2 separate regions of the Homo sapiens genome follow, and region 2 is linked to region 1. Evidence: read pairs that join two places in POLR2A ChIA-PET (ENCODE). Cell type or tissue: B cell. All regions are shown on one strand. Links, peaks and the distances in the headings refer to the core of each region. The heading gives the core; the rest is flanking DNA. Region 1 overlaps SFSWAP (splicing factor SWAP). Region 2 overlaps EP400 (E1A binding protein p400).

What was found. ChIA-PET counts read pairs that join two places held together with the same protein. Peaks named below come from ENCODE experiments on the same cell type or tissue, not always from the same donor. Only the 100,000 strongest peaks of a DNase experiment are listed, where the experiment ranks them.
Region 2: POLR2A ChIA-PET joins it to region 1 with 7 read pairs; 2 of 35 experiments call an interaction of 5 or more read pairs at or near these places.

What each region holds. Positions count from the first base shown.
Region 1 is chr12:131,773,958-131,790,138 of GRCh38, forward strand. SFSWAP (splicing factor SWAP) reads left to right here. Exons shown (of 18, transcript NM_004592.4): 14 at 4,108-4,373; 15 at 12,506-12,631. Among named protein-coding and RNA genes, the nearest start is that of MMP17, 46 kb to the right of the region's middle. RefSeq lists enhancers at 1-104, 1-25, 105-729, 10,750-11,949, 13,405-13,905. In B cell, for the core only: no CTCF peak of the experiment used is centred there; no DNase peak of the experiment used is centred there.
Region 2 is chr12:132,064,426-132,069,425 of GRCh38, forward strand. It overlaps EP400 (E1A binding protein p400), which reads left to right. Exons shown (of 53, transcript NM_015409.5): 48 at 243-461; 49 at 2,349-2,544; 50 at 2,937-3,061. Among named protein-coding and RNA genes, the nearest start is that of SNORA49, 36 kb to the left of the region's middle. In B cell, for the core only: CTCF peaks have their summits at 452 (motif pointing right) and 662; DNase peaks (open chromatin) are centred at 326, 1,393 and 2,046; H3K4me3 peaks cover 628 bases; H3K27ac peaks cover 2,858 bases.

The sequences.
Region 1 (16,181 bases), core at 6,529-11,528:
CCACAAGTGGTAAAGGACAGGTGGCCCCACTCAGGAAGACACTTTCTCAGGCAGAACCGGAATGACAATGGGAGGCCAGTTGTGGAGAGCCTGGGACGCCAGAATAAGTGAGCACGAGAGACCGACAGGATGAGAGCCGCATTTCCGCTGAGACAGTGTGGCTGCGGGGCACGGGGCGCTGGAGCAGAGTGGAGGCAGGGGTGGGAGGATGCACCTGGGCAGGACGTGGTAGGGCAGTGGGGCTGGGTGAAGGGATGGAGAGCAACGCCGCAGTGTTGGTTATCCCTTTCATAGTTAATGTAGTGTCCTTCACAAATAAGATTTCTTTTATTTTCAAATACAATCAGATACAAAGTCAGTCTGCTTTTGAGCGGTTTGTTTTGCCACAGTAGGAAATAATCGTTGCTGGTTCATGTGCTAATTTTGTTGCCAAATACTTCATCGTGACACAGGGGGACTAATCAATGTTAATTTCCAGTGTTACAGAAGTGGCCGGCGGTAAGCTGTTAATGCTCTCATAAATGACCATTTTTCAGAAGTTATTTGCTTTGTCCCGGACTCTACCTAAACCAATGTACGTCTGCCCCCCTACATTCAAACATGACTTCCGTTTTGATCATTTTTGCTGGAATATTAAAAATGCATCTCAAAGGCAGCTGTGGTTTCTGGGAAGCTGTGTTTGGCATCAGTCCTTGTTCACTTTTAGCACTTGAAGCTGAAAAAAGCAGTAATGTCAACATAATGAACCATCTTAATTCAGCCTGGCAGAGGTCACAACAGCTCTAGTTTTCACCTTCATGGTGAAGGATGATCGTGTTGTTGGAATAAATAGACCTGGACTTGATTACAAGTGACATTTGAAAGTGTTGATTCAGATTGTCCCGTCGCTTCAAAATGGAGCCCTAGTCTTTAAGCACAGTGGTGAGATAAGTATTATTAATGACAGGCATTAGTTAGGATAAAGGCAAAAAAAAAAGTTTGGAGGCTCAAATCATTAAGTTGGCAGTAGAAATATGAATAGAAACTCAGCTGGAGAGTTGACTCCTCGCACTCCTGTTTGTCTTGACTGTGCCTCAGATGGCGTCTCGCGCCCGTTTGGTTTTGTCTTTCACAGACGTTTGCCAGGGACCATGTTTTTCCATCTCCCCTCTGTTTTAACACAGCGCCTTACCAATCACACACCAAATTAGTGCAGTGATTTTGTGAGCGTGGAGAGAGTAAATGAGGAGAGTTCTTCACCAGAAAAAGACAGCAAAGACGTGTTTCTCTTCCTTCTCGTCACAGAACAAACTCCTTACTCGAGGGTGGAGTATGTGTCTCAGCTCTCCTTCTCTTCAGCTCTCTCTTTGTTTTCCTGGGGAAATCCCGGGCCTTGTTGAAAGGACCTGCAGCAGCTCTGACTTCCCGAACACTCACAGGTGCCCGTGTTGAGGTTCCCAATGGCGTCTTTCAGCCCCTGGGCCGGCTTGCTTTCTGCGCAGCGTGTGCTCCTGATGTAGAGGCCGTGGATACTGGCATTTTTTTAGTGCATCAGCTGATTTCTCTGGTGTCCACCCAGGGCTCGCCTCAGAGGATGTGCTCAGCTCGCAAACCTGTGTTCTTTGCTCTTTGCAGAATGGAAGCCCTCTCCCTTTCGGTGTGTATGGGAGAGGCCATAGCTAGGATGTTGAGCCTCTGAAGTTGTAAAGCTTACTACCTTTTTATTTATTGTATGTTTAATTTAAAGGATCATTTAGCATTGCTTGTGGGCAAATCCTGACTAATGCCAGAGTGGGGGTGTTCTTGGATATAGAGCTTGCTTTGTCATTGGACGTTTGTGTGTTAGAATTATGTAAGCAATAAAATATTTTAGCTGGGCACGGTGGTTCACGCCCGTAATCTCAGCACTTTGGGATGCTGAGGTGTGCAGTTCACTTGAGGCCAGGAGTTTGAGACCAGCCTGGCCAAAATAGCAAAACCCTTTCTCTACTAAAAATACAAAAAAAAAAAAAAAAATTAGCTGAGCATGATGGCACATGCCTGTAATCCCAGCTACTCAGGAGGCTGAGGCACAAGAATCACTTGAGGCCGGAAGGCGGAGGTTGCGGTGAGCTGAGATCACGCCACTGCACTCCACCCCGGCAACAGAGCAAGACTCTGCCTCAAAACAAACAAAAATAATAAAATATTTAAAAGTTTGACCTGAAAAATATTGTTACACTTAACAGAATTTTAAATGAGAAAGACCTTTTTGATAAGAACTGTCCCACAGTAAAGTGGATTTTTTTGCCAAAATGTCCCTGGAGATAATTTAGGCAGAGACTTAAAGATGAACCTCATAGCGGCCATCAGATCCCAAGGAGGAATTCATCCCTGCCCTCTTGCCCGCCGCACACCCACAACCAGGGAGGGGCATTAGAGAGCACAGTGTAAACGGAAACAGCAAGGAGGCTGAACAGAGGGCTGAGAAATCACCGTGCCATCATAAAGCAGCCAGCTCAAGTGGAAACTCATCTTAAATTGGGGCCTGCCCCACCAGGGCTCTGCTGAATTGCTTTTGATCTCAAAGCCAAAGCAAGAAGCATAACTGTAGAAGAATCGTTTCTACAGTGTTTTCCCGCAGCCAGTTGGCCTTGCCACAGCGGACCTAAGGAGAGGAAAGAAGGGAGGGAAGCCCCCTTACCACTTTGCCTTTCACAGATGCCGTCCTGCGCACACTGCCGCGGGCTGGGCTGGAGCTCTCCCCGGGGAGCAGCTGGGGGCAGCCTGGGAGACTGGGTCCCACCCCAGCACCTAACCTGAATTTCTTCGAGGCACAAAGGATAAATTGCAGATTTTTCACTGTGTCTAAAGGTGTGAAATGTTTAACAGCTATAATTTAAAATTCACTTGAAGTGAGGAGAGAGTGAGCTTTCTGGGTAAAGAGGGGCAGGCTGCAGGCCTATGCTGTTGAAGGGTGCTGTCTCCTGATCTGGTTCCGATGCGCTGTGGTGGAAATGTGTCAGCATGCATTGAAGATTCATATGCTCTTCTGTATGTATGTAACACTCAGATGGAGAGGTTTTAAAACATCAAAGGGGAGCCTAGACCTTCTTTAAAAATTATTGTCAGAGTAGTGCCGATACTCATTTAAAAACCTAACATCGGAGGTTTGAGGAATCTCTCCTCTGGTAGTTAAAACTGTTTTTTTTGTTTTTCCTTAAGAACTATTTTTTTTTATTATACTTTAAGTTTTAGGGTACATGTGCACAACGTGCAGGTTAGTTACATATGTATACATGTGCCATGTTGGTGTGCTGCACCCATTAACTCATCATTTAACGTTAGGTATATCTCCTAATGCTATCCCTCCCCGCTCACCCCACCCCACAACAGGCCCCGGTGTGTGATGTTCCCCTTCCTGTGACCATGTGTTCTCGTTGTTCAGTTCCCACCTATGAGTGAGAACATGCGGTGTTTGGTTTTTTGTCCTTGGTGATAGTTTGCTGAGAATGATGGTTTCCAGCTTCATCCATGTCCCTACAAAGGACATGAACTCATCATTTTTTATGGCTGCATAGTATTCCATGGTGTATATGTGCCGCATTTTCTTAATCCAGTCTATCATTGTTGGACGTTTGCGTTGGTTCGAAATCTTTGCTATTGTGAAGAGTGCCACAATAAACATACGTGTGCATGTGTCTTTATAGCAGCATGATTTACAATCCTTTGGGTATATACCCAGTAATGGGATGGCTGGGTCAAATGGTATTTCTGGTTCTAGATCCCTGAGGAATGGCCACACTGACTTCCACAATGGGTGAACTAAAAAGGAACGTATTTTTTCCCAGCGTAGCATCTCTAATACTCTAATACTGTGCTCCTCTTGTTGGCTCCGGCTGTCCACAGCCTGGGGGCTGGGAAGAGAGTGCTGCCTGTGGAAATGCTCGGGAACCAGAGGGTTCACTTTCTCCTTTTGCATCCTGGGAGGTGACAAGGAGGTCACTCTGGATAGCCACAGGAGGAGACTTTCTAAGAGATGGTTGCTGTGTTTGTTGGTGTGAGGGGCCCAAAGTTGAAATTTTATAGATATACATCTTCAATGTTCTGTTTTCCCTGTTAACACCCAGATTTTCCTTTTATTCTTAGGAATCCAGCACTACGCCCTGCCCTCTACTGACTGGAGGCAGGCCTCTGCCTACTTTAGAAGTTAAACCACCCGATAGGCCTTCGAGCAAAAGCAAAGATCCACCGAGAGAAGAAGAGAAAGAAAAGAAAAAGAAAAAGCACAAAAAAAGATCTCGAACAAGATCACGTTCTCCCAAGTACCATTCGTCATCCAAGTCCAGGTCTAGATCACACTCAAAAGCAAAGCATTCTCTTCCCAGTGCCTATCGGACAGTGCGGCGGTCGAGGTGGGTGTGAAGGGGGCAGCACCTCTGGTACCCTCATGACCCCCATGTCCTTCACAGGACACCCAGTAGAGCTAGGTAGAACGTTTAAAATCAGTGCCGCTTTCATTAAGCAGACGCGTGTATGCATGTGCATGTGTGCCCTGCAAGTCCAAGTAAGATCTTTTTCAGATTTTTGTTTGTTTTATACTTAACTTTTTCTTTTTTGAGACAGAGTTTTGTTCTTGTTGCCCAGGCTAGAGTGCAGTGGTGCGATCTTGGCTCACTGCAACCTCCGCTTCCCAGGTTCAAGTGATTCTCCTGCCTCAGCCTCCTGAGTAGCTGGGATTACAGGTGCCCACCACCACGCCTGGCTAATTTTTGTATTTTTAGTAGAGACGGGGTTTCACCGTGTCGGCCAGGCTGGTCTTAAACTCCTGACCTCAGGTAATCCACCCACCTTGGCCTCCCAGAGTGCTGGGATTACAGGCCTAAGCCACCGCGCAGGCCTATACTTAACTTTTCAAAGTTCATAAACTACTGCCAGGTTTTTAAAAATTGGTTTGTTTAAATTCTAATGGTTCCTGGAAGCAAGCCTACCACATTTGCCGATTGTGTGAAAGATTCACAGGGTGGTGTGCTGGGGGTCTTTTGTTTTATTTGTATAAGTGAAGTTTCCCATGCTAATTTGTCTCAAATGTGTAAAGTTGCAAGACAGGAGAACTCTTTAGCACTGGTTCTGGGTTTGGATTCTCTGCTCTGCACACGCACTCACCGGCACCGCACTCTGCACATACACTCACCGGTGCCACACTCTGCACACACTTCGTGTGGCACCGGTGAGCGTGTGTGCAGAGATGCAGCGACGGTGAGTGTGTGTGAAGAGGGCAGCGCGGATGAGTGTGTGTGAAGAGGGCGGCGCGGGTGAGCGTGTGTGAAGAGGGCGGCGCGGGTGAGTGTGTGTGAAGAGGGCGGCGCGGGTGGGTGTGTGTGAAGAGGGCGGCGCTGGTGCAGAATGTTTCCTCTCCACCCTCCCTCCAGGAGTCACTATTAAACCAAAGGCCTTCTTGATGAGGAGCCAGTTTTTCAGAAAGCAGGTTAACATTTCTGGCAGCAGAAATTAAAAATGTAAAAACATTTAAGAGTCACAGAATTTACATCTTGGTGAAAACCACTTTTTAAAAACAAAACAGTGGCTGACCTACAGGAGGTTGGCACAGCTTGCCCTGTTTTCAGAACCCCGTTACACCTTGGGTTCGCTGCTGAACACTGGCTGACTCTCCTCGGTTTCTCTAACGCCGCACTGACTGTGCTCATCTAGTTTTTCTTCTGGAATTGGTGTTAGCTCTTATGTTTCTGTGGGAAAAATACACATGCCTTGGGAGCTTTACGGGCTTTTTAAGTGTAATTTTACACATTTGCCTCTCTGAATATATCCTAAAAACAATATGCTTGCTTTCTTTACTTATTTATTTATTTATTCATTTATTTATTTAGAGACGGAGTTTTTGCTCTTGTTTCCCAGGTGGGAGTGCAATGGCACGATCTTGGCTCACTGCAACCTCTGCCTCCCAGGTTCAAGTGATTCTTCTGCCTCAGCCTCCCAAGTAGCTGGGATTACAGGCATGTGCCACCACGCCCAGCTAATTTTGTTTTTTTAGTAGAGATTGGGTTTCACCATGTTGGCCAGGCTGGTCTCGAACTCCTGACCTCAGGTGACCCACCCACCTCAGCCTCCCACAGTGCTGGGGTTACAGGCGTGAGCCACTGTGCCCAGCCTGCTTTCCTTATTTTTACCCTGGCCAACACTTAAAGTTTGACAAGCATTTACACTCCTCTGCAGTGAAATTGGATTTGACTCCATGATAAATCAATTTGATCTTTCACTCTACATTTTTGCGAGTGTTTTAAACGTTTCATCACTTCATACCCTTATACACGCAAAAAAGAAACCTTGCTATTTTCTAATCAAATGAACAGTTTTGCTAATATATCTTCAATTTTTGAAGGCTCCCAGGAACTTGTATTGTATATCGAAGCTTTTTAAAAATTTCTCATTTGAGGCCAGGCACAATGGCTCACACCTGAAATTCCAGTGCTTTGGGAAGCCAAGATGAGAGGATCACTTTGAGGCCTGGAGTTCAAGACTAGCTTTGGCAACATAGTGAAAACCTATCTCTACAAAATATTTTTTTTTAATTAGCCAGGCATGGCAGTGGATGCTTTGAACTCCTGAGCTCAAGCGTAGAGTCTGAGGTGGAAGGATTGCTTGAGCTGAGCTCAGGAGTTTGAGGCTGCAGTGAGCTATGATCACGCCACTGCACTCCAGCCTGGGTGACAGAGCGAGACCTTGCCTCTAAATGCAATTAAATGATTAAAATAAAAAATTTCCCACTTGAATATGTTTCTTACGACATTACATAGCTGAAGATAGGCATAAACAAGCCCTCCTAGTAACCACATTCAGTAAAATTCTTCCCAATTTTCCTTTTCTACAGGCTCAAAAGGAAGCATAATTCCTTCCTAAATCCCAAACCTTGGGGGACCGATCATTGTAAGAGCTGTTCATGGTGTTTCTTTAGCGTAAGAAATTAGCTCAGCTTTCATGTGGGGAGTTTTTGCAAACACAGCGGATGTGATGTCTGATATTTCCGGGTATCCTACCATTCACCTCTAAAGACAGGTGATGCCGTGGCCCCCAGCTTTTCCCACATTGGCATATTCAGAGCTGAAAGGCTTCACCTAACACTTGGAATTTCAGGTTTCTAAGTTGTACATCCTTTTTGTTGACTGGTCTATAGTAGAAAAGGTCATTTTACATATTATTTGAATGATTTATTTTAGAATCGATTTAGAGTTACATATTTTTGAATAATTTAGAATAGCTTTAGTTACATATTACTTCACATATGCAAATATATCTTATTATTTTTTTTTTTTTTTTTTTTTTTGAGACAGAGTCTCGCTGTCGCCTAGGCTGGAGTGCAGTGGCGCGATCTCTGCTCACTGCAAGCTCTGCCTCCCGGGTTCACACCATTCTCCTGTCTCAGCCTCCCGAGTAGCTGGGACTACAGGCGCCCGCCACCTCGCCCGGCTAATTTTTTGTATTTTTAGTAGAGACGGGGTTTCACCGTGTTAGCCAGGATGGTCTCGATCTCCTGACCTCATGATCCACCCGCCTCGGCCTCCCAAAGTGCTGGGATTACAGGCGTGAGCCACCGCGCCCGGCCTATATTATTTTTATATATTCACTGCTGACAAGTCCAAGAAGCAAAATCCTACTCATTTGTTTGTAACTTTCAGTTAAAAGAAAAAATTAAGGTAAAAGTTACCTGAGTGTGGTTTCCACCGTGATGGTAGGCTACCAATTTTAATCCGACCTACGTTTAAAACACTTTACAGCGTCAGCAGAGCAAAGTGTTTCCAGAACACTCCAATTTTTAATTAGTCTCCATGGCCAAGGAGGTAGTATCTACATACTTCTAGTTAATTTTAGTTAAATAAGGGATTTAAAAGCATTTGATTTTGCAACTGAGACAAAATATGAAGGCAAAGTGCAAGCTTATTATAAAATGAAAATAATATTATAAAACAAAACCTTCCAGGTGTTGGATTGTCTAGCAAGTTCTACCGTGGGTGCTGGCCCCTGGCATTGGTTCCCCTCCACAGGGCCAAGGGCATAGCTGGGTGCAGAGACCGGCAGTGCCGTGGTCTCTGGAGTCTGAGGACATAAGTTAAACAAGCTAGTCAAGCCCCAGATGCTTGGGAGGCAGAGGCAGGAGGATTCCTTGAGCCCAGGAGATCGAATCTAGCCTGATCAACATATTCTCTATGACAAAAGAACAAGAAGAAGAAGAAGCTGGTGGTTTCTCACCATAACCTTTTCTTGTGGAATTCTGCCTCAGCTCTTCTGGGAACAGTGAGTGCGTGTTTTATTTAGTAGGATTGCATTTTTCTAAACTGGCTGCAAACCTGCCTCCTCCATCCAAGCTCTGCCAGCAATAATCATTTCCAGGGATCCAAGTGGCTTTAAAATGCAAGTTAGAAATGGGAGGGGTGGTGATCTCCTCAGTAATATGAATTATTGGAGTATAAAAGATAACTAAATTTTAACCAAAATATTGAAAGTGTTAATGCTGTTGTTATCAGATAGAATAAACTGTTACAAACGCAGCCTCCACTCAGAATGGATCGGACTTGTCACTTGGGCCTGAACAGACCTAATTGATCATTTTTCATGACTGCTGCCAGCCCACAGTAGAATACCGCAGTTGTTAATATTTCTAATTGGGTAGGATGCTACATGGAATGTATTTTGTTTTATATATTAAATTACTAAAATTCTATATAAAATACAGAAAGTTAAGATTAGAAAGCCTTCTTACAGCACAACGAATATTTATTTAATGGCTATACTGTTCCTGTGGTTGAAGTCCCATGTATTTAGTATGTCTAAGTTATGGGCGACTCTGGATCTCCAAAGGCAAATTAGTCATGGAAGAATCTTTAGTTTTGGAAAATCACTATGTTGCTTCTCAAAAAGTATACTAGTTACGACAAGGTAGTATTTAGTGTCTTTTACATCAACATTGAGGCTGGCACGGTGGCTCACGCCTATAATCCCGGCTCTTAAGGAGGCTGATGCAGGTGGATCACCTGAGGTCAGGAGTTTAAGGCCAGCCTGGCCAACATGGTAAAACCCCATCTCTACTAAAAATACAAAAATCAGCCAGGCGTGTTGGTGTGCGCCTATAATCCCAGCTACTCGGGAGGCTGAGGCAGGAGAATTGCTTGAACCCGGGAGGTGGAGATTGCAGTGAGCCAAGATCGTGTCACTGCTCTCCAGCCTGGGCAATAGAGCAAGACTCCGTCTAAAAAAAAAAAAAAAAAAAGATTAAAGTAAAATACTTTTATTGTCTGTTTTCATTTGTATTTTGATATTGTATCTGGTTCTCTATGTTAATGGAATGAAGAAGTACTCATGTAGTTCATTTACAACCTGAAATTAAATTTTAATAAGTATCAGCTTGAAACTAAGTTTATTTTTAAAACTTTTGCTAAGATAGTCTCTTGTGTTCATTTAGTTATCTAAATGCATCTTCAGAGTTAGCCTGGGCTTCTGGGAGTTCTAGATAGATCTTTGAATGTTGTCATTTTAAGATATCTTCCAGTATAGAGAGCTATATGATAAAAATATATTTCTGGCCGGGCGTGGTGGCCCACGCCTATAATCCCAGCACTTTGGGAGGCTGAGGCAGACGGATCATGAGGTTGAGACCATCCTGGCTAACACGGTGAAACCCCGTCTCTACTAAAAATACAAAAAATTAGCCGGGCGTGGTGGTGCCTATAGTCCCAGCTGCTCAGGAAGCTGAGGCAGGAGAATGGCGTGAACCCGGGAGGCGGTGCTTGCAGTGAGCCAAGATCGCGCCACTGCACTCCATCCTGGGCAACAGAGTGAGACTCCGTCTCAAAAAAAAACATTTTATATATATATATATATATATATATATATAATTCTTTGTAGAAATTAGCTCCCTAAATACTTGGGGTTGGTGAAGGAGACTGGGGATTTGGAAGACTTTTCTTAGGAGTCTTGTTTAGCATTCAGAAGGGACTCAGGCCACACTGGGTTTCTATTTTAGGTTGAAAGTTGTGGCTCCTCACTGCCCTTTTTACCCACAATAAATTGCATAGCAAATCCGTAAAAGCGATGACTCATCTCCTAATCCTGCCCCTTAAAGGGGGAAACCAGATGCTTGCAGTTCCCCAAGTGGTAGTGTTGATCATGCCAAGGTGAGGACCGTCGTTCCATCCCTTGCAAAGTGAATCAAAGTGAATTGTAGCCAAACACAGATAAGACCAGAGGGTGTCTGCACTGAGCAGTCCAGGAAGGAGGGGAGCTGCAGTGGCTGTCACCGGGCTGGGACACGAGGAGGAATTGCAGGTGAAATCAGATCCAGTTTCAACTTGAGGAAAATTCAGCCCCGGGAGCTGCTGGTAGAGCCCAGACCTTGATGCTGAGTCATCTGCACAGAGAATTCCGTGACAGAAAGGCCGTGGGTAGAGACGTGAATGGAGGAAGTGGAGTAGATGAAATGGTTAAATGTTGGAGAAAAGAGGCTATTTATGAATATGACCACTGTCATTCAGATAAAATTTCTGGACTGTTATCATTGAAAAAAGTCTCATTATGTTTCTATTTGAAAGCAAACCATTATGCTTTTTTGAGGAAAAAAAAAAACTGTGAGTCACGTTATGCTTGCAAGTGTTTAATTCAGACCATTTCATCTTTAAGAAGGCCCCTGGTCACATTATACGGATGATTTGCTTATTAAATGGAACTCCTGTTTCTTGCACCATGTTGTGGGGTCAATATGAGAAGCCTAATTAACAGAATAAAAAGCATTAAAGCTTCTTTAGCTAAAGTCAAACTTAGAGAATTGTCTAATGGTATGTAGCCCCTCGTTCTAAGATGGGCGTTTTCCCCAGATAACTTGAAAATCTACTGGTAACAGCCACTTCCCTTTAAAGAATTCTATTACTAATAGCCATGACAAAATGGTATTGTATTTCAAAGTTAAGAATTTGCAGGCCTTAAAAACTAACTTATTTTTCCTGATTATTGAGTTTATTGTAGAATTCTACGTGTAAGCATTCCCCAGCCGCTATAGCTTTGAATAAGCAGAGCTTTTTTCAGAGTTCTGGTAGCGCCCAGCCCAGCACCTTTTATTCTGAATGTGAAGTGTGTGCCTCCGTGTCACAGAGTCACAGCCTCCCCAGGGACGCTGCGCGCGGAGCCCTGTCAGAGCAGCGCGTCAGTGACAGCGGCAGCCGAGCCAGGAAGTTATCAGGCAGCCTCGACCACCACCAGATTTGACTCCGCGAGCTCTTTTGAGGGAAAACCTGGTAAAACGTCAAGGTGTCTAACTGACCTCGCCTTTATCATCTGTTCTGTAAATCTTAGGAAAGGTCTGGGAAAAAATCAAAACGATTCTGTCCGTTAAAGGGCAGCCACTCCTGGCCCTCCAGGATGCCGGGGTCTGAGTGATCCCGAGCTGATCTGCAGAAGCACAGCCTGTGGCATTTGCGGTTTATTGTCATGAAAATGATTCAACGTAGAACTTTTTCAAATGGCAAAATCAAACCGCTCTTCTTTATATTGTTTTTGAATGAGTTGTCATGGAAACAAAATGGAAATAAATGGTGTTTTTTTTCCAGATTTGTGCTCATTGCAGGTCTTCCCAAAATAGTAGCTTTACTGAATGAACAAAGAACTAAAATGAAGGTCCCAAACTCATCGCTAAGGGGCCTCCACTAAAGAGCATCACCCCTGGAGGGGCGCGGGTCTCAGGGTCCTTGGCCGCGTGTGGATTATGTCACCACAGGAGAGGGACGAGTCCTTTCCAGGCACATGAGGAGGAGGAATCAGTGTTAATGGGTGGCTTTGCATCTGTGAAATCGCATAAACTTAAGTTAGCTGAAGCTGTCGTGAGACTGGCATTTCCAAATTGGATTGAAGGTTTCAGGCTTCATGCCAGCGCACCACAGCCTGTTCCTGAGTATCTGTGCTGAGAGGCTGTAAGATTAGTGTGAACAGGAGAAATTTCCAGGTAGGCCTCTAGCTTCATTACCGTTGGGTTTCTTACTGCCGGTATTCAGACAGGTAGACATGACTCGCTGGAGTTTGATTGCCTTTTCTTACCTCATGTTGGTAGAAACATCAATGAGCTGAAATGTATAGGGAGATAAAATGGGCAGAGGCAGGAGGAAGGAAGAGGAAGCGCCAGCCTGAGGTGGTCATGAACTGCATACTCAGACCGTGGCTCATGGGGAATTGGTTGCCATTGACCACGTGAAGCAGCTCCAGCCTCCACGCCAGTTGCATGTTGGTTAAAAGTTTGTCCTTGGTGCGATAAGTGTGTGGAACGGGAGAGAGACCATCTCTGCCTCTGAGATTGGATTCGGGTTTCAGTTCGTTGTCGGTAAAGTAGTGAAGTGTGGCAGGGGTTCTCTGAAGCCTCAGGGTCTACACAGGCACCACCCTGAGGAGCAGCCTCTGCAGACGGGGCCTGATCTCTGCCAGGGCAGTAGGAAGCATGACACGTCCCGCCAGCCAGGCCACAGAGCTGAACACTGCCTCCTCCCCTGTCCAGGTCCCGCTCCCGGTCCCCTCGGAGGAGAGCCCACTCCCCTGAGAGACGGAGGGAAGAGAGGAGTGTGCCCACTGCCTACCGCGTGAGCCGCAGCCCTGGGGCCAGTAGGAAGCGGACCCGCTCCAGGTAGGCCACTGGGTGTGCACGCAGGTGCTGGATGTGGGCCAGGTTTCCCTGGGTGGAAAGGGCGTCTGAAGGTCGGGTATCTGTGAGCAGAGCTGTGGATGACCAGAGGGAGGTGCTGAGTCCCCCACCACCCCCCCACCCCCAGTGGCATGGCCATCACTGTTGACACTTGATCACACTGAGCTCCTGTGTCTGGTGGGCGGGGGTCACTTACCCACCGGGGCTCTGCACGGCCTGGCTTCGTGTCCAGCTTTCCACTGTGCTGGTACCTCGGCTGGGTCCACATGCAGCTGCTGCCCCTCTACCTGCTGGTGGAGAGGACAGGAAGGCACAAACAGAAGGAAAATGCAAGCTTCCGGTCCTAAAGCCTCCTGGTCTCAAGGGCAGTCACTGTGGTTGCCTGGCTGCTGTGTGACGGTGACTACGGCCCAGGCTGGAGCTCCCAGGAGAGGCCACAGAGTCCTGTTGGGGCCTAGAGGGCAGGGAGCATCCATCGCTTACCTCTTGACCACTAAGGAGAGCCTGTCTTGGTTGGAGCAGGAGATGGAGGGAGGTTAGCATTCATGTTCATCAAGTAGAAGCCCCAGCCGTGGTGCCTGGCAGGGCCTCTGACAGCCCAGGGTGCCACGGGCTCACCCCTCACTCAGTGCCTGGCACTCAGTAGAGGTTCCACCTTTCACTTCAGGAAATAGGTCCACCATCTGTCCGCTCACCCCGGCTTCCAGTAGCTGTGGACGGCCACCTCCATTGGTGCCGCCAGTGAGCACTACCCTCTCGGCCGTGGGGGTGCCATCTCACGAGCGCCTCCTCTGGTTCTCACCCACTGATGTCACCACCCAGTGCCTTGCGTGGGGCAGCCGTGCATTTCCACTCTTTCCAAGCACAAGGAGCTTGTTTTGTGTCCCCATGTGGAGTTCGTGCAGCCTCCTGGCTGTGTGGGTGGACCGTGTCTGCGTCTGGAGCTACACAGAGAAGGATGGAGCATTGCACATCGTAGCCTTGAGCTTCATAACACGGCACTGCTAAGTGCATGGGGGTCAGGACACTCAGGGTCCCAGAGCCTTCCAGAGGACGAGCCTTACATTGCCAGGATCACCCACACACTGGGACCCTCCTGCTCCTGGGACGGATGGTCCCAGCCATCACCCACACTGCCTAGCCACAAGGCACACACTAGGCAGAGAGCCACAGCAGGTCCTCCCCACAGCACCCTGGGCAAGAAGACCGTGCTGCGGTTGGCCTAGTACCACGGTTCCCTCCGTTGACAAGATGTGATTTTTTTCTTAAAACAGAAAAATTAGCAAAGGAACTATAAAGCGGATAGATACCAGCAATGTTTCATGTACACCTGGCTCTGTTTATAAATTACATTTTGTTCCTTAGTAATCCTACACTGAGCATTCATGTCTGCTCTCATACAATCTGATGAAAATTAAAATGTTAGCATCCATCCCTTAAACAAGTAATTTCACATCAGAAATTCACCATCACCTTTGGTATATGTGAAGGGCATGGTTAGAAATTAATTCCGTCTCAACAGAAGAGGCCTTGCTTTGCCTTCACATTAACCTTTGCTTTAAGAGAGACCTCGTGTGAGCAAGTAGTGATTGTATCTGGAAGTAGCAGCGTCCTGATGGCCAGCCAGCACACTCAGACGCCAGACTCGCGTGACCTGCTGACATTCTCACCGAGCACTAACAGGTCACACAAGAGAAGCAAAGGGTTAGACTCAGTGCAGTGCTGAGCCCTGAGCTGCCGTGCCCAGACAGACGGAATTAAACCTGCAAACCAAAGTCTGCGGAGTGTTAAACTGTGATTCACTAGGAACTCAATAGAGGTGAATACGTGTGTAATTACTGGTTAATTTTGTATTCTTAATTACAAGCCCCCAGTTAGTCTATAAATCCAGAATATGGGTTTGGTTTTGTTTTCTTTTGGGGGCGTTTTTTTTTTTTGAGACAGGGTCTCACCCTGTTTCCCAGGCTGGAGTGCAGTGGCGTAATCACAGCTCACTGCAGCTTCTACCTCCTGGGCTCAAGCCATCCTCCCACCTCAGCCTCCTGAGTTGCTGGGGCCACAGGCTGTCACCACCATGCCTGGCTGGCTGCTCTCAAGCTCCTGGCCTCGAGTGATCAACCTGCCTCAACCTCCAAAAGTACTGGGATTGCAGACATGAGCTCCCATGCCTGGTACAGAATATGTTTTATTAGCAATCATTATATTAATCCTACAGCCAGCCCGTGTCCCTGTCTCAGAGCGGGCGTCCACTTCCTTGCTGTGGCTTAGTGCACATAATTCAGCTACCAAGTTGCTGTCACTTTAATGCTGTGACAGCACCAGACCAAACCCAGGGAAATGCCCACTACCGAGATTTGCTGCTTTTTTTCTTTTTCTTTTTTATTTTTATTTGAGATAGGGTCTCACTCCCATTGCGCTGGCTGGAGTGCAGTGGCACAATCTCAGCTCACTGCGGCCTCAACCTCCTGGGTTCAACTCGTCCTCCCACCTCAGCCTCCTGTGTAGCTGAGACTACAGGCACATGGAACCATGCCCAGCTAATTTTTTGTATTTTTAGTAGAGACAGGGTTTTGCCATGTTGCCCAGGATGGTCTCAAAATCCTGAGCTCAAGCAGTCTGCCTATCTCAGCCTCCCAAAGTGCTGGCATAAACCACCATGCCCGGCCCTGAAGGGTCATTTCTGTAAACTGATTATTGCCTGATTCTTTCACTGACTTCTCACTTGGAAACTTTTTTAACTTATAGGCAAGTTTTTAAAATAGTACAATGGGGCCAGATTCAGTAGCTCACACCTATAATCCCAGCACTTGGAGGCCAAGATAGCAGGATCACTTGAGCTCAGGAGTTGGAGGCTGTAGTGTGGGCTGTGATCGTGCCTGTGAATAGCCACTGCACCCCCCACCTGGGTAACAGAGTGAAACCCTCTCTTTCAAAAAAAAGTGTACAATAAACACCCATATGCATAAAATCTGTAGCTCAGTTCCACAAGAGCTGACATTTTGCCACATTGCTCTCTCTCACCCCTTCCCATCCCGCCCATCCCATCCACTCCCCTCCCTCCCTCCTCCGTTCGTGTGTGTATTTCATGACCTTGGCATTCCTGAGAATTCCAGGCCAGCTCCACTATAGATGGTCCCACAGTTGGGCTTCGTCTTGCTGTGTCCCCGTGGCTGGGTTCAGGGCAAATGTTTTGGCTGCGTAGGCGACATTGCGTAGCTTCCCATTGCATCACAGATCAGGACACACAGAAGTGTCCATTTGTCCCATCATTCATGATGCTAAGTTTGACCACTTGATTAAGTCTGCATCTGCCCCTTCGTCTCCCCACCAGCGAGGAATCCAGGAGGTGACACTGAAGCAGCGCGGCTCTCCTGCTCCCAGCAGCTGTCTTCTCATTTGTCTCAGCATCCCTGGGTGACCCCTGCCTGAATCAGTTCTTACACTGCTGACTGCAAAATAGTGACTTTCCCCCTCTCTTCTTCCTTCTGTGTTTATGCTGAAGACCCTGCCCCTTTGTTTAAATCTCACCGTG
Region 2 (5,000 bases), core at 1-5,000, 280 kb after region 1:
TTGCTATGAACTTATCAGTCAGAATCCGTGTTTGTAGTTTTCACCGACGAATGCACATTTTTAATAAATGAACACCTGGAAGATACTGGGCAGCCCATGGAAGGCGGTCTGGATGCTGCACGGTAGCAGGTGTCTGCTTTGGTATTTAATGGGCAGTAGAGGGGTGGCTTAGGAACAAGATGTCTACTTAAAGAATGGAGCACAGTTAATGTTGAAGAGAAGATACTTTGCTTGTATTTTAGGAACACCTCATCAAAATGCAGAAGCAGAAACTGCAGATGCCCCCGCAGCCCCCACCGCCACAGGCCCAGTCTGCGCCCCCGCAGCCAACAGCCCAAGTGCAAGTGCAGACCTCGCAGCCGCCGCAGCAGCAGAGCCCCCAGCTCACGACGGTCACGGCCCCAAGGCCTGGTGCCCTGCTGACGGGCACCACCGTGGCCAACCTCCAGGTGGCCCGGCTCGTAAGTGTCAGTTTCTGTTTGTTTTCCAAAAGCAGCATCTTTTTATGTTTTAACACAGCTGTTGCGCTTGCTCAGGTGCGTGTCACGTGTTACAGGAGTGAGTGTGAGACGGGTTCTTTTCCCCGAGAACTTAGTACCCCTTGGACAGAGGACGGGACTCACCACTCGTGGAACATTAACACAGCAGCAGCTCCCAGAGCCCATCCAGGCATCACCAAGCTTCTCAGGGCTTGAATTGAGGGGGGTGGAGAGTGAGCGAGGTGAGATGCAGCCTGCGTGGCTTCCCTGTGCTGCTGAGGGACCCTGCAGGGACCAAGGCCTGTGTGGCTGGAGCAGAGGGCGCTGTGCATGTAAGCCGTAGGCATGGGCAGGTGGCGGTCTCTGAAGCTGCTCTCAGGTGACCGCTGTAGGCAGGGAGAGCATTTGGAGATTTCAGAAGGGACTAGCATCAGGCGCAAGTGCTGTCTGGGAAGACTGGCTCTCAGCAGGTGCCAGCGTCCCGGGGCAGGCAGCGTCACTGCACCGTGACTAGAGCTCAGCTAGGGGTACTGGTGACAGCTGCCCTGTTGGAGGCTCACCCTGAGCTAGACTTTGCCCTTCGTTCTCTTGTGTCTTTCACCTGGCCCAGTGCTCATGGACTGCCCCAGGCAGGGATAAGGGTCTTACTATTAATTCCATTTTACAGGTTAAGAAACTGAGGCATGTAGGCTAAGTTCCCACCCAAATCCCACAACCAATCAGCTGCAACTCAAGCTAGGATTTGGGGACCCAGGTGCTCAGGCTAAGCTGTGTGGGTGCTGGACCCCCACTTTGGGTCTTCCCTGGGAGGGGCTAGCCCTCCACAGCAGAGTGAGTAGAAGTGGATAAAAAACTACAGAAGGGTGCTTGGTTTCATTCATGTTCACAAAAATGCAAATTCACTGAGAAGGGTGGTAACACCTAGTGGTAGCCAGGGTACCGGGTTCTTGTTGGACAGGAATCAGTGGCCTCTTTTTGGAGAGGATTTTGGTAATTACGCTATGAAAATGTGCACGCTTATTTAACTAAACACCCCCTTATGTCCTGCAGAGATAACTGAACATTTACAAAGTGATGAATGTACAAGCTTGTTTGCTTCATGAGTGTTAGAGGAAATTAAATGTCCATTACTAAGAATTTCATTAAGTAAATGATGTATCATCCAAACAATGGAATATTAAGCAATTTTGAAAGTGGTTTTTTGTAAAGAGAAGAGAAACAGATTTCAAAATATTTATAATTCATGTCATTTTTGCACACTTTCACGGTGAGCCACACAGATATGAACAGTGGCTGAAGGCTAAATACCAGTTTTAATATTCAGATATGAGTAGTTTGAGGAGTGTGGGTAATTTTTACTTTGTATTTTCTTATGTAATCTTAGTCTCTATACATACAAAAATGGAAGTACTTCCATTTACCATTTTTTAAATGGTAACTTAAGAGAAAATGCGGGACGGGAGGCTGAGGCAGTCATTTTGAAGTGAGGGACAGGCTGATGTCGAGTGCTCGCTGAAGGAACAGGAAGTGAAAAGCCTTCTGTGGGAAAAACGGGACAGGATGCGGTTACTGGTTCAGGAGATGGAGGGAAGTGAAGGTGATGTCCCGTGAGATCACTGACATCTGAACGCAGCAGCATGTGTGATGAGCCTGCAGGTCTTGCGGGAGCTTCAGAAGCGCGGGCTGACCTGTGACTTGACATTTCCCTGCGGCGTGCAGATCTCTCAGTTTTCCTTTCCTGTTGGGCCACTTTAAACTTTGTTGATCTTTGTAAATTTTCTCATGGCATGACCTCTTGTGGAGAAGTATTTGGAAAGACATACCGTGTCCTGAATTTCTCTGGACTCTCCCATTATTTCTACTGTTTAGACCCGGGTTCCCACTTCTCAGCTGCAGGCGCAAGGGCAGATGCAGACCCAGGCACCCCAGCCAGCCCAGGTGGCCTTGGCGAAGCCTCCGGTGGTGTCCGTCCCGGCAGCTGTGGTCTCCTCACCGGGAGTCACCACCCTGCCCATGAACGTCGCGGGGATCAGCGTGGCGATCGGTCAGCCACAGAAGGCAGCAGGTGCCCGCCCCAGCACACCCTCCCGTCCTGGGCTTGAGCCTGGTTTCACAGGCCTCTCTGGTGGCAGTGGTCGCCAGCGACCCGTGTTCTTTCCTCACACCCACCCACTTGAGCGTGCCATCACGTGTTCTAGCACAAACGTGCCTTGGCGCTTTCCAGGCGCAAGGCTGGGTCCTCAATTGAACTGTTAACATTCTGAAATTTCCGTCTTAATTTAAGTGTAATTTGTGAACCCAGAAACATTTTAATGTAGTTAAGGGATGGCTTACTTGTCTCCATAGAGTTTCATAGTTTGTTATTTTCTGTAGAGGTGAGTCAGTTGGAACAGAGCTTGGCGTGAGCCTCAAGCTCTTTTCCCAGTGTGCTGACTAAGGGGCTTTTGCTGCCTGCAGGACAGACCGTGGTGGCCCAGCCCGTGCACATGCAGCAGCTGCTGAAGCTGAAGCAGCAGGCCGTCCAGCAGCAGAAGGCCATCCAGCCCCAGGCTGCACAGGGCCCGGCAGCCGTCCAGCAGAAGGTACCGGGGCTAGGGGATTCTCACTTCTGGGTCTATGCCAAGCCAAAGCTGGCTGCTGGAGGAGAGGGTCCTAAGCAGACAAATCCCCATGTGGCGGCTCACGCTTTTCAGAGGGTGGCTTCAAGGGCTGGAGGTGCTAGTGTGGTCATCCCTGTTGGTTTTTCCTTCCTTTAAAAGGTGAATGCTGTGTGTGATGTGACAAGTGAGGCTGAGGTCTTGGCAGGGGGATGGAGGGGGTATAGTCTGTGAGGATGGCTGGGTGCCAGGTAAGAAGCCTGCATGGCATTGGGACAGACACAGGGGGTGCAATTGCATGATGGGGGCCAGTGGGCTCAGGGAAGCAGACGCAGCTCACACCACAGGACCCGCCTGGACTCCTGCTGGAGGACAGGGATGCCGTACAGTCTGGACCCCAGACAGGGAATGTGGCCTCTGTGCATGTTGGTGGTGAAAGGGGAGATAAACACGCCAGGGCCCGACGTGGATGGGGGCGCAGCAGGGCACTGGGCTCCAAGGGCGTCTACAGTCTCAGCCAGCTCCCTGAGACGATACCTGTGCCTCTCAGCAGCCAGTGCTGTGTTGAAGGACGTGAGGGGGACACGGTGGTGAGACAGCTCTGCCTCCAGGGACTTCTGCTCGTGGTGGCTCATCGGTGGCACCCAGCCCAAGTCCCGGGCTTCGGATGGCTGGTGTGGGCCCTCAGACCCCACGTTCTGTTGGCACTGCTGTCTGGCTAGAGCTAGAAGGCGGGCTCTGATGGGAAGCCACATGGCTGTGTGGGGAGCTGCCCTGTTCCCTGAGCGCTGTGCTGGACCCCTGCAGGCACCTGGTGCTTATCCTCAAGACGGAGGATGTTGTCTTGAGGAAACTGAGGCTCAGAGAAAAGGACTTGCCCAGATCACAGGGCCAGTAAAAGGCAGCTGGCTGACTCCAGCAGGCCCAGGGTTCTTTGTGCCACACCACCTGGACACTGGCTGTGCTGTGAGCCGCTGCTACCTCCTGCAGAAGACCAGTGCCCAGGGGCCCTATGGGTGAAGCCCTGCTGGTGTGCAGCAATGGCATGCTCTGTGGGGAGCTGGAAGCAGAGCTGTCCTTTGGAACCCAGAGGGAGAGGGAGTGAGCACTGAGGGGACACAAAGCCGGGAGGCGCAGGGTGTCTGGGTAGTGCCACCAGCTCCGCCGTGGCCGGGTTCCAAAGACCAGCCTGCATCCCCACTTGGCACGACCGCTGCAGGGAAGTGCATGTCCTTTGGGTCGGGATGGTCACCTGCATTTATTTACCTCTGGAAGAAGGAGACAGTGCTGGGACTTACCTCCTGGGCCTGGTCAGCAGTCCCTGGGTGCGTCATGGTGGTCCATGGGCAGACGTGGCCATGCTGATGCACAGGTGGGTGTGGTCCCTCAGGCTTGAGCTGTGCTTGAGGGAGCAGTGGAGGGCTGCAGCTGAAGTGCTGGGCTGTGTGTTCCTACGATTGGACAAAACATCCTTAGATGTTAAAAACCCCTATTTACCCATAAGCATGGCTGATAAAGCAGATACGTAAACGTCAGATGTACACAATATGATCTGCAAAAATGGTGCATACCAGTTTGTTACCCCGTGTACTAAATATTTTCTTTATGTCTGCCAAGTTTTTACATTGGATTTGAGAGATTGTGATCGCTTTCAGTCACCTAAGTAGCAGCCCCGTGCAGGTGTGACAAGGGTGTCAGGGTGCCCCACCAGCCCGACTATTCAGGGAGCAGTGTCCCGGGTGGGGTGGGCTGCAGGCAACGGCCAGGCCTCCTGGAGGAGAAGCTGGCGGCCATGCCGCATGGGCAGAGGTAGGCCTGGAGGCAGCGGCAGGGATGGGACAGGGGGCAGGAGATGTGGGTATGCACAGGGTTGGTCTGGGAGGTAGGCTGGAAAGGGGCTGGGTTCTGCCATAGGGCCCAGAGC